Linked DNA regions of Homo sapiens: region 2 is linked to region 1. The links are chromatin contacts, found by Hi-C or POLR2A ChIA-PET in ENCODE. All regions are on one chromosome and are shown on one strand. The core of a region is the stretch at or near the end of the contact, and the rest is flanking DNA. Distances in the headings are between cores, read along the strand shown. Region 1 holds the start of SOBP (sine oculis binding protein homolog). Region 2 overlaps SOBP (sine oculis binding protein homolog).

The links. A loop is a pair of places that touch in the nucleus more often than their neighbours do. ChIA-PET counts read pairs that join two places held with the same protein, here RNA polymerase II (POLR2A). Pooled maps may share reads with other maps.
Region 2: a loop to region 1 is called in a map of heart left ventricle, with 3 times the contacts of the local background. The contact joins the enhancer-like site here to the promoter of SOBP in region 1. A Hi-C loop is called at or near these places in 32 of 168 maps with a recorded cell type or tissue (Caco-2, HepG2, OCI-LY7 and 14 more) and 21 of 50 pooled maps. POLR2A ChIA-PET finds 5 or more read pairs at or near these places in 7 of 52 experiments (AG04450, HEK293, HepG2 and 4 more).

The regions. Positions count from the first base shown.
Region 1 is chr6:107,486,638-107,491,714 of GRCh38, reverse strand. It overlaps SOBP (sine oculis binding protein homolog), which reads right to left and starts at 1,598. Exons shown (of 7, transcript NM_018013.4): 1 at 1,003-1,598. The coding sequence starts at 1,098. RefSeq lists silencers at 1,219-1,278, 1,319-1,368.
Region 2 is chr6:107,539,384-107,544,794 of GRCh38, reverse strand. The region is part of intron 4 of SOBP (sine oculis binding protein homolog); the gene reads right to left. Among named protein-coding and RNA genes, the nearest start is that of SOBP, 52 kb to the right of the region's middle. Within about 2 kb of position 1,539, at least 5 of the 41 ENCODE cell types and tissues checked have a DNase peak (open chromatin) inside an H3K27ac peak, as active enhancers do; they include gastrocnemius medialis, heart left ventricle, heart right ventricle and 1 more, where a contact is called at or near this core.

The DNA of each region.
Region 1 (5,077 bases), core at 349-2,848:
AAACCTGCTACTTTTTGATGGCTCGCAGAAAAATAAATAAATTGTTTTATATCAATAGAGACTCGTGAAATCAACACAGAATAAAACCCTCGCCCAGGCAAAAGCCGCAACTTCATGGAAAATAAGGAGGTGGGGGGCAACGAGGGGGTCCAGAGCTGAGCGGTGCTCTTGTGCAATTGCTCTAACGCGAACAGCTGGAGCGCCAGGCTGCTGCGCTCTCCACCTCTGGTGCACCGCTGGCCTGGCGGGGAGCCCAGCCTCGCCGAGAGGACTCCGGGCCGGCCTTAGCGAACAATGGACAGGCGCCCTGCAAAGGCCGCCCCTCAGACAGCTGTCCTCCAGCGGGGCTGGCCGGGGTCTGCTTGGCTGGGAAGTGAGGCAGGCAGAGGCGAGCGGGAGGCGGAGGCTGCCAGTGGTGAGGTGCGGGCGGGGGCGGGCGAGGAGAGCGGTCAGGACCGTGCCCAGACCCGCGCCTCTCGGGCCGCAGCTCGCCGGGCACTGACGGGCTCTTCACGCCGTCGCAGCTGGTTGGTTGGGGGGAAGCGGGATTGAGGAGCAGGAGGGTGAGCTGGGGGAGAGGGGTGGAATAGAGCTCTCTCCGGGGTGCCCCGGCCAGGAGGCTCCTAACTTTGGAGGGACCCTGAGGATGATTCTCAAAAAGGGGGGAGAAACTGCACCGTCCACTGGGAAAGCCTCTTCCCCTGCCCAACGCCGCTCGAGTCCCCGGTGCCCTCGCCCTGAAACGCGTCCGTGCCAACCTGGGATTCGTAAGGTTAAATAGTATGTGGTCCCCCCTCATCAAATCTGAGGTTGGCAACAATTTCGGGGATGCAGCCCTCGAGTTGGCCTCTGCTTTACACCTGGAGGAGGAGCGGAGCCGTTCTGGGCATCCTACAGAAACTGACAAGCGCGCCCCGGTACCCCCCAGATCCATACCACGGCCCACGGGGAGCGGGCGCAAGAAAGAGCTCAGTCTCCCTGGCCCCCGAGATCAAAAAATACCTTCATCTCCTCATTGATCTCCCTTTTCACTGGGTGAGCCGGCTTCCTGCTCCGTTTATTTTCGGGAGGTCTCCCTTCTTTCTCCATTTCTGCCATGTTTTTGTGTCTGGTTTCTGTGGAGATGAAATGGCTGCTGCCGCCGCCGGCGGTGGTGGTGGCGGCGGCGGCGGCGGTGGAGGTGGTGCTGATGGTGGCGAGGCTGGCGGAGGTAGCGGTGCTGGCGGGGCCGGACCGAGCCGCGAGGGGGAGGGCAGGCGCCGAGAAGCGGGGTCTCTTCTAGCGGCGGAGGACGTCAGTGGCTGTCACGGGTAAGGATAGTGCGGAGAGTCTCGGGGATGCCGCCGCCGTCGCTCCGGCTCCTGCTGCCGCCGCCGCCGCCGCCGCAGCCAACGCCGCCGCTGCTGCCGCTGCCCCTGCCGCCCTCGCTGCCGCTGCCGCTCCCGCCGCCGCCGCCGCCGGGCCGCATCCTCGGGGCCCCGTGGAGTCGTCAGCCATCTTCCGTCGCTCGGTCCGTCCGCATGGGCGCGGGGAGCAAGGGCCGGCGCGGAGAGCGGCCCCGGGCGTGCGTGCGCGGCTGTGTGTGAGCCCGGGAGAGCGCGCCAGCCCCGGCGCCCAGCGCCTCCCGCGAGCCGAGCCGGGGGCGGGCCGGGGGCCGGCGCGGGAGGAGGGGAGGGAGCGCGGCCGGGAGGGGGTCGGAGGGAGGGGAAAGGTGGGGGGGGCGAGGACAGCCCCCCGGCTCTCGAGCGGGCGTGGCTTCCACCGTCACTGGATACGCGGATGCTGCGCGGCTCCGGGGGCTGCTCGCAGCCGCCTGTTCATCCGCGGCGGGCACGGGCGGCTCGCGGCGCCCCCCGCGGCCGCCACCTCCCCGCCACACGCCAGGGGCGCCGGCGCCCGCTCGGAACCCAGCCCTGCTTCTCAGCTCCGCGAGGTGGGCTGGGTTGCGTGTGGAGTTGGTTTTTGAGCCCGTCCTAGGAGCCGCTGAGGAAAAATGAATGGGGGTGAAAGGAGAAGGTTGGGCGGCGGGAGGTCGCGAGACCTGAGGTCGCCTGGCTAGAGGGCCGCCGTCCCCCGGGGAGGGTTGACTGAGCCTGCCGCCTCGGGGGTGCAACGCTGGGGTCTCGGGGAAAGGAAACCACAGCCCGGACGAGCTTCCCCCCACTGAGCTGCCAGAATAGTTTCCCCCTCCGGGGGCCACCGCAGAGTGCGCGGAGGCTGGAGACCCCTTGGAGAGGTCCCCGCGCCCCGCCCGGCCGGTCCTCCACGCGGCGCTGCCTCGGACTGCAATGGCAATGAAGCTTTTGCCTCTCAAAGAACTACTTAGAAGTAGGACATCTCGGCCTTCAGCCCCTTCATTTCTTTTTCCCCTTGTTCCTTCTCTCTTTATCTCTCTCTCACTTATGCCCTGCTTCAAAGTAACAGCTTTACGCGTGACCCCGCCTGCACCCTTATCTGGGTGTCCTGGGTTTCGCCCAAAAGGTTGGGCTGAGTGGGAGCTTCTGGGAGCGCACGGTCCCGCGTAGGGTCCCGCTCACCCGGACCCCGAACGCCCTCGCCACGCCCCGGTGGGATCCTCCCCTCCCCGCCTGGTTGCACTTTCTCCTCCCGACTTCCCAGCTAGCGCCTGCCCTCCATGGAGCGGTGCTCGCTCCCTCTGCGCTCACAAGTCCCCTCTTTGGCCCTCTCCTGCCACGCCTGGGGCCGAGGTCTGATTGAGTCTGTCCCTGTCCCTGGGTTGAGGCATTGGGGGTGACGACTGGATGATGTTTCTGTGATACGCGCGGCTCTGAGCGCTCCCACACGTTGCAGAGGACACATTGACGTTCCCGGCTTCTCCTTCCCGCGCCTCGACACTTCATAATTACCTGACACAATGCGATATGGGGGTGTCCATTGTTCCACTGCATGTTACTGTGGAGTGTTCGTTATGACAGTGGTGGAACTTAAAATTACACAATTTTTTTAAGTTCCTAAAAGAATGAATTCCGTGTGGGGATATGAGTAAGCTTTCCATTAAATCTCAGTTTGGCCTGTCAAACGAGGCTCATTCTGGGTATTACATCGCCTAATTTGCATTTTAGCATTGTTTTGTTTCTTAAATGTCACATTAGAGATACATGGGCGTGTACGCAGGAGAGCTGAGTACCTCCACGTTGCCTATTTTGCATTTTAGCATCATTTTGTTTTTAATAAACGCCAACTTAAAAACATCTGGGAGTGCACCCAGGAGGGCTGAGTACCTCCTCCCTCCTGATTTCTTCTCTTCCCCGTCCCGGGGAGGCGAGGGGAAGCTGCACCCTGCTCCCCGTGGCTGCCTAGATCCTGGGCAAGCCAGGAGGCCAGAGCGAGCCAGGCTTTGCGCCTGCAAGGGGTCCGCGCGAGAAACACTTACGCCGAGGAAAAGTTAAAATTCCTGGGACGCCCAAGAGTCAAGAGAGGAAGACTGATGAGGTTTTAGGGGAGCTTTGCAGTACAGGCGTCCTGTATTTGCGATTTTCCCAGTAGCCTCTGAGAACCTATCTAGGTACACTCAGGTCGTGAGCCGCGAGTCCTGTGGCCGGGTCTCAGAGCCCGCAGCAGCCCACAGCGCACCTACGACGACCCAATAACGCGGAGAGGAGCCTAAAGCTGTCGCAGCAACCTCCCCCCACTCCTGGAATGATAGTGCAACATTCGCCAGTGGGTGAGTGGGTGTATTTTGCGGTGGGGAGTATCTCCCTAATGCTGTTGCTGGGAGAGGGAGAGGAAGAGAGAGACTTTTGGTTTTTTAAATTGAATTTCATCCAAAACATCTGATAAATAATATGTGGGTTGGAGAGTTGTTTTCTCTGTTTGATCCTGTTAGTCTTTAATGAGGGAAATAGTGAGAAAACTTTTTGGGGGGCTTTTTAATATTCTAAAACTGTGGAAACATATGTTGTAAACTGTACGCAAAAAGCAGCTTTTTGTCTTCTGTAAACATATTTAAGTCCCCTCTGTTTCCTTTGGTGCCAGAAGCATTACAACTGATTCACTGTTGAGCAGCTGATATCAAATAGCAAGTTATATACCCCAAGTCCTAAGATACAGTTTCACAAGTTAAGAATAAAATAAACAGAAAAGGTGAACTGTAGCCCAGAGTTATATTTAGAGGCAGCTATACTTCTTTAAAGAAAATTACTTATTCTGTGATGGTTCAGGCATTTAATAAAAATAATGATATTAAACAGCCACCTGTTCCTTCACAAACATATGTCCTTCAGAAAACTGAGGTGAGAACATTGTATTGAAATCCACAATGCACATCTTTGGTGACAGAAAGAAGGCTCATAAAGTATATCTGAGGAAAACTTTTAGTCTAGAATGAACTTCAGAAGTAATGATGATTGTTACACCTTTTAATGACCCTAGGTTTCTTCATATCTACTGTAGACGAAAACAATTATAACAACAGATGATGCTTTATGAATTTAGATATACCATGAGTTAAATAATGTTCCCTGAATAACTTCATAATCCATAAGAGTATAACTACACAGGTAGGAACAACACATTATACGCATTTCAGAGGAGCCCCACTCCTGCTCCAATGACGTATCCTTTTGCTCCCCAACCACTAGCACTCTCCTGCGTGCTTGCTTTCTCTCTCTATACCCACACATATCACCCAAGGCTCCAGACATGCAATTAATCCTCAATTTTCCCTCTACTACCCCTGCTAGTCATCAAGATGGGTACAGGACTGATCTTTCATACATTCCTCAGGTACAATTTTGTGACTTCTTTTACCCTTCAAGGCTAGTCTTGATGATCATTCTACCCTGATTCACCTAGAAAACACAGAGGATGGGAAGACCCCAGGGTGGTCTGCCTCAGGCCTCCAACCTCCCCATTTGTTTCTTTGTTGTCTCCAAGAACACTTAACTCAGAGACCGAGTCCTCATGCCTGGTGAGGAATTAATAAACACTAGCTGATTGATTAGTATGATATAATAACAAAGTTAAAAAGTTTTCCTGTATTATTGTTTGAAATTAATGTTTATCTTGAAAAGCTCTGTGATTTAACCAAATATGGGGATTAAAATATGTGAAATAA
Region 2 (5,411 bases), core at 290-2,789, 53 kb before region 1:
GGATAAATGGGGTTATCATTCCAGGGAATATTTGTTTGTTCAATTGTTCTCTTGTTTGTGGGTAAAGCGCCATTCCTTCATAAAGAACATGAAATTAGCAAAGAAAGCGCATATCAATGCCAAAATTAGAAATCACACTGTGGTGTCCTCAGCCCAATAAGCTCTTCCTTCTCTCTTTCCTTACTTAACACCTCTTTATCCTTCAGATTTGAGTGCTAGCCCCACTTACTCAGGGAAGCTTCAAGATCTTCTGACAAGTCAACTCACCCTGATAAAGGTTCTCATGGGACTGTGCCCAATACTATCATGGCACTTGCCACAGTGACGACTTCACATTTGCGTTATTATTTAAATAAACATCTGTCCCTCAATGGACTATAAGCTTCATGAGAGCAAGGACCAGGTTTTGTTGGCCACGGCAACTCCCATAGTTACTGTTCAACAAATATTTGTTGAATGCATAAATAAATAGATTAATTAATAATGGTGAAAGCTGCAGTCTTCAAGACTTCTACTCCTTTGGCCACCTGAACTTGAAGCATTTAGCCTCAGACTGTGTCACAATTCTTCTGAACACTTCTCTTTTCCTTCTGTTTAGCAGACACAGTTTTCAGCCACAAAGATAGTAGCTTCAATGTGTGGACGAGTTAACTCTTGATGGGTAACAGCAGCCTCATCCCATCAGACTTCTACTCCAAAGCATCTAGCTCCCCACATCCAATACAGTCCTTGGCCAGCCTCTCCTAGGCCACTTACACTGAGGAAACTATATTCTGAGCTATCTGCTGCTGTAATGGCACCACTGTTCCTATTTATAAATGGGAATAACAGCTAACCACAATCCCTTTGTTTTAGTTCTGTGCAATCTCATGTTCTAAAGTCTGAAAAGAGTGGAAATAGTGATCACATCAGTCCTGATACTAGAGCCAATGTTCTAATAATCAGGTTTCTCAAAACAGCTGGTGCTGGGTAGAAGAGGTGGTTCATCTAAGGACCCTATGATGACGGCTAACCACATTTTTATCTTTCAATCCACTTTGGATTATTTCTCCCACATGTCAAGGGTAGACAGGCATGACACATCCATCGTGTAAAGAATTCAGCCTCATGAATTAACCTCAGGAGATCATCTCTCTTTCTCTCTAGAGGGCATTTGCTTGCATCTCCCATCAGCCATCACTCTGGTCCCCTCCCTAACAGTTCCCTGACTTTCATTCTGGTAGCTACCCCTCCCCATGCTGCCCATGGGCTTCAGAGGAAAATGAGCTCAACCTGAATTTCAGAGGGAAGCCCTGATTGGCTCATGCTAGACATTCCATTGCTCTCTCTCGTCATAGCCCACCCTCCCAATTCAGGTATGAGCATGTAATGTAAGCATAGACAATGAGTATGAATTTCAAGACTCTTTTTTTGGAATGCTAGGCCAGAGACTCATTCCAGAGGATGTCAACAAGAAAGTGTGTAGCCCTGATTGCTGCTAGCAGCTGTCCCATGACCACTGGGGAGCTTGCCATGAAATGTGGCCAACACTCTACATGGAAGAATACAGAGATGGAAAGAAACGGGACTGTGATAAGACCACTGTGCTGCTGAATCAACCTGCCCCAAAGTACATACTAGCTTGGGACTTTATAACTCCAAATGATATCTTTTATTGTTGAGGTCTTCTGTTACTTGTATTAAAAATCCTGACACACCCTACAAGTAATCACCAGACTATACCTACTCTCAGAATAAAGCTGACATCAAAATAATCCCTTTACCCAAAGATGGTCCCTTCAAGATTACCATCTCTTTACCATAATGCTACCTCTAAGGCTAGAGCTTGAGAAGGCCCGTGGATGCTGTAGGTCTCTCAGAGCAAGAGTTAGATTCTGTATGGAGCTTGCCTTCTGAGGCCCTAACCTCTCTACCGGGTTGGGGACAAGCCCCACCTGCCCTACAGAAAGAAAATCGCTGTGTCAGAACACTTACCCAACAGCATCCCTCCCTGGTGCCTTTCCTCCCACACCTTGCCCAAAAAAAAAACAAAACACACAAAAAAACAAAACCACACACACAAAAAACTAAATTGGTTCAATACACTTTTGCTACTGGGAAATGTTTCATAACTACTAATGAATAATTCAGTGAATAAGATATTTTTAGTTTTCTATTGCCAGACACACCCAACTTTGATGTGAATGCTGTTGCCTTTCTTACTCTTCAAATCCCCCTTGCATACGGGATCCTGAATGTGTTACTTCCGTCACAGAGGCCCAATCAACAACAAAAATCAGATCATATCACCCATCCTGCTCAACAGCTTCCAATAGCTGCCATCACACTTAGAATGAACTCCAAACTACTGCCTCTCCAGCCTACGTCATTTGGCTTCTCACCACCTTGATCATTCCGCTCCAGACATCTGTACTTCTTGCTGCTGTTCAAAAATGCCAAGACTGTTCCTGCCTGAGGACCTCTGTTTCTCACTTACTCCCCCTTCTCCACAGGACACTCTGCTGCCAGCTCCTCACACACAACTAGCTCCGTCACTTCCTTCTGTCCCCAGCACACGTCACCTCCTCAAAAATAACTCCTGTGATCCTCAGATATGAAACAGCAGCCCTTCACTAGCCCTCTCCCTCACTCTGCTTTTTATTATAGCACTTTTTCCTACCTGAAATCATATTACAAAGATATGTTTAAGCCTGTATATATCATCTATCTCCCCCGCTAGAGTGTAAGTCCCTTTAAGACAGGGACTTTTTCTCTTGTTCAAAAGTCTACCCACCAAGACTAAAACATGCTTAGTGCCGTATACAGGCTCAATATATCTTTTTATTTTATTTTTTAAAGAATGAATGGATGATTAAATAACAAGTTTTTTTTTTAAGTGTGGCTAAAAACAAAAAGCTGTAGGGAGGTACTTATCTCCTGTCGGGCAAATTCCCCTTTTTCTTTGTTATCAATTTATATTGCTCCACTTATGAAACATACAATCCTACAGTTTATCACAGAAAGTGTCACATCCTTCAAAGATTCTCCTTATAACAAAGATTTAGATGTGCAGTCATAAAAATGCTCACCATATTTTAAATGATATGAAATCATTCTATCAAAACAGATTATAAGATAACATATCATTTATGAGATCCACATAAAAATCACTGCTTTACCATGGAATGTCTGGCAAAAGGCCAGTGAAAATTTGCAGTCATAATATCTCAAAATTCCTATTACCCATTGAGCCTCCAAAATATAGTTATTGGAGTGGGAGTGGGATTAATTAATGCTAATTAGCTAATCAAGAAAGTTAAACATTAAGAAAGTTTAAGTTTCTGTGACAAAAATCAGATGCAAAATCTTTGAATTACGTCATAACTTCTACTATTTCGATGGAAAAATAATCATTTCAAAGTCAAGGCACTTGTTTTTCTACGATCAAAGGTGGTTAAATACCTTTAAATACATTTCAACATATTTATGAAGGAATTATCCTACATGCCTCCAAAGCTCTCTCATAAATCAGTATAATGTTTCCAAAGCACATTTGGAAGTACAAAATTCATATCTACTAACTATATTTTCCTCTATTCGAAGATGAATTAAGCAGAAAATACATTAATGTCTGAATTTATAATAGGAGTGGTTAACCCTCAACCACAGCAAACTAATGAGGAATATTTTACCATGGAAAAATTAATCAGGGCTCTCCAACACTATGCAATTTGACATTTTGAGGACTTAATCAGGAATGGATTTTATTCCGCTATTTACTTTTCATCATGGGGATGACTTACAAAGACACTACCTGTTAGAACAAATATAATTCTTGAGCTTAATCTTGTCACTTTAAAGAAATTTATTTTAAATAATATTCCATAGTTTAAAAATAGTCCTCACAGAAGCAACATTACTAAGATTATGTCATTTCTGGGCCAAATTCAGCTCTCAAACATTGAGCAAATATCAACATAGACACAGTGAGCCTCAGAAACTGAATGTGACTAAACCTCTGTTAGCAATGAGACAACACAACTTCTGGGAGGTTGTGACTGCTGGACATGGACTTCCATCCCCAGCCATCGATTATCACTATCTTTGTTAAAGACTACAGGAGTTTCATTTAACTAGAGTGCTCAGTAAATTGCAGCAGAGTTCAAGCATCTTTATGGATTCATTAAACCATTGATCTGCCTCACAGAGCTTGTAGCAGAGCCCAGCTCTGGCCCACAGCCTGTGTTTACAGAGAATGCAATAGACTGATGTTTGTAACCTCCAAAGGCAGTCTGTCAGTAGACATTAGATTCCACTGTGTGCACAGCCACCCTAAGAGTGGATTGTAACATAGGGAATTTCCCATTCTCAGTCTCAACTGCTGGGACAGAAATGAAGTGACCATCTGTAGCAAGATTTTCTTTATTCCATTCTAATCTGTGATAATATAAACAAAGAGCAAAGAGCCCGAGGAACAAAGAATTACATATGGCTTGGCCAGTTCACACTTCTGTTTATGTGTACATAAGCTATCCAGAGGTATTGAAATGGAGGAGAAATTAAGATAATCACAGGCATGCCTATAGCTTGGATCCCCCATGGGGCCTCTCGACTATACTAGGCATTGTGACCAGACATTGCAAAGGTGTACAAGAAAAATTCAGGACTTAATCTACTACCTTAAAATATCTCAAGGCAAGCCACCTGCCCTTTTATGCCTGCACTTATTCAGATACTTAACATTTTTAACAAAGCACTGAATCAACAGAGTATAACTACTATTCCAGGAAAAAGAATAATCATTATCTCTTGGTTTCTCAGGACAGTTCACCAAGCACTCTCAGAACCTTCTCCCTCCTCTGTTTTTTATTAATAAAGTCTCACAACACCTTCCTTTTTAAGTCAGGCACAAAGAGTAACTTTGTGCTGAATGCAGCTTATGATCAGAGAATCACATCAAAATGACCTGTAAGATAATTCTTTAAACGCTCATTCTTCAGATAAAGCTGAACACTGTTAGTGGCAAGGTGAGAGAGTTGGAAATGTAAGTGACTGGATCAATAAGGAGAATGTTCGTCCCAAATAAATAGATCCCTTCCTGATCATTTGTTTCACTGAACTGCCCACTGCCCAAACAGACAGTCGGACTATGAACTCCAAACACGCACATTCATCACTCTGCAGAAGCAGTCACCAGAACACAATGTGGCTGATGCAATCTGACACTGTGGTTAATGTTAAAAGGGAGCGTGCCTTTTAGATGGATTGGATAATTACCGGCAGTTCCGATGAGAAAAAACTTGATTTAAGTGAACAGCATTAGCCTTCACCAGAAGGATGGCCAGAGATGTACTATGTCTGAAAATTAACATTCCAGCATATATGTCAATAGCACTGTGTATTGATCCCCAGGTGACCGGATTCTGATTTAT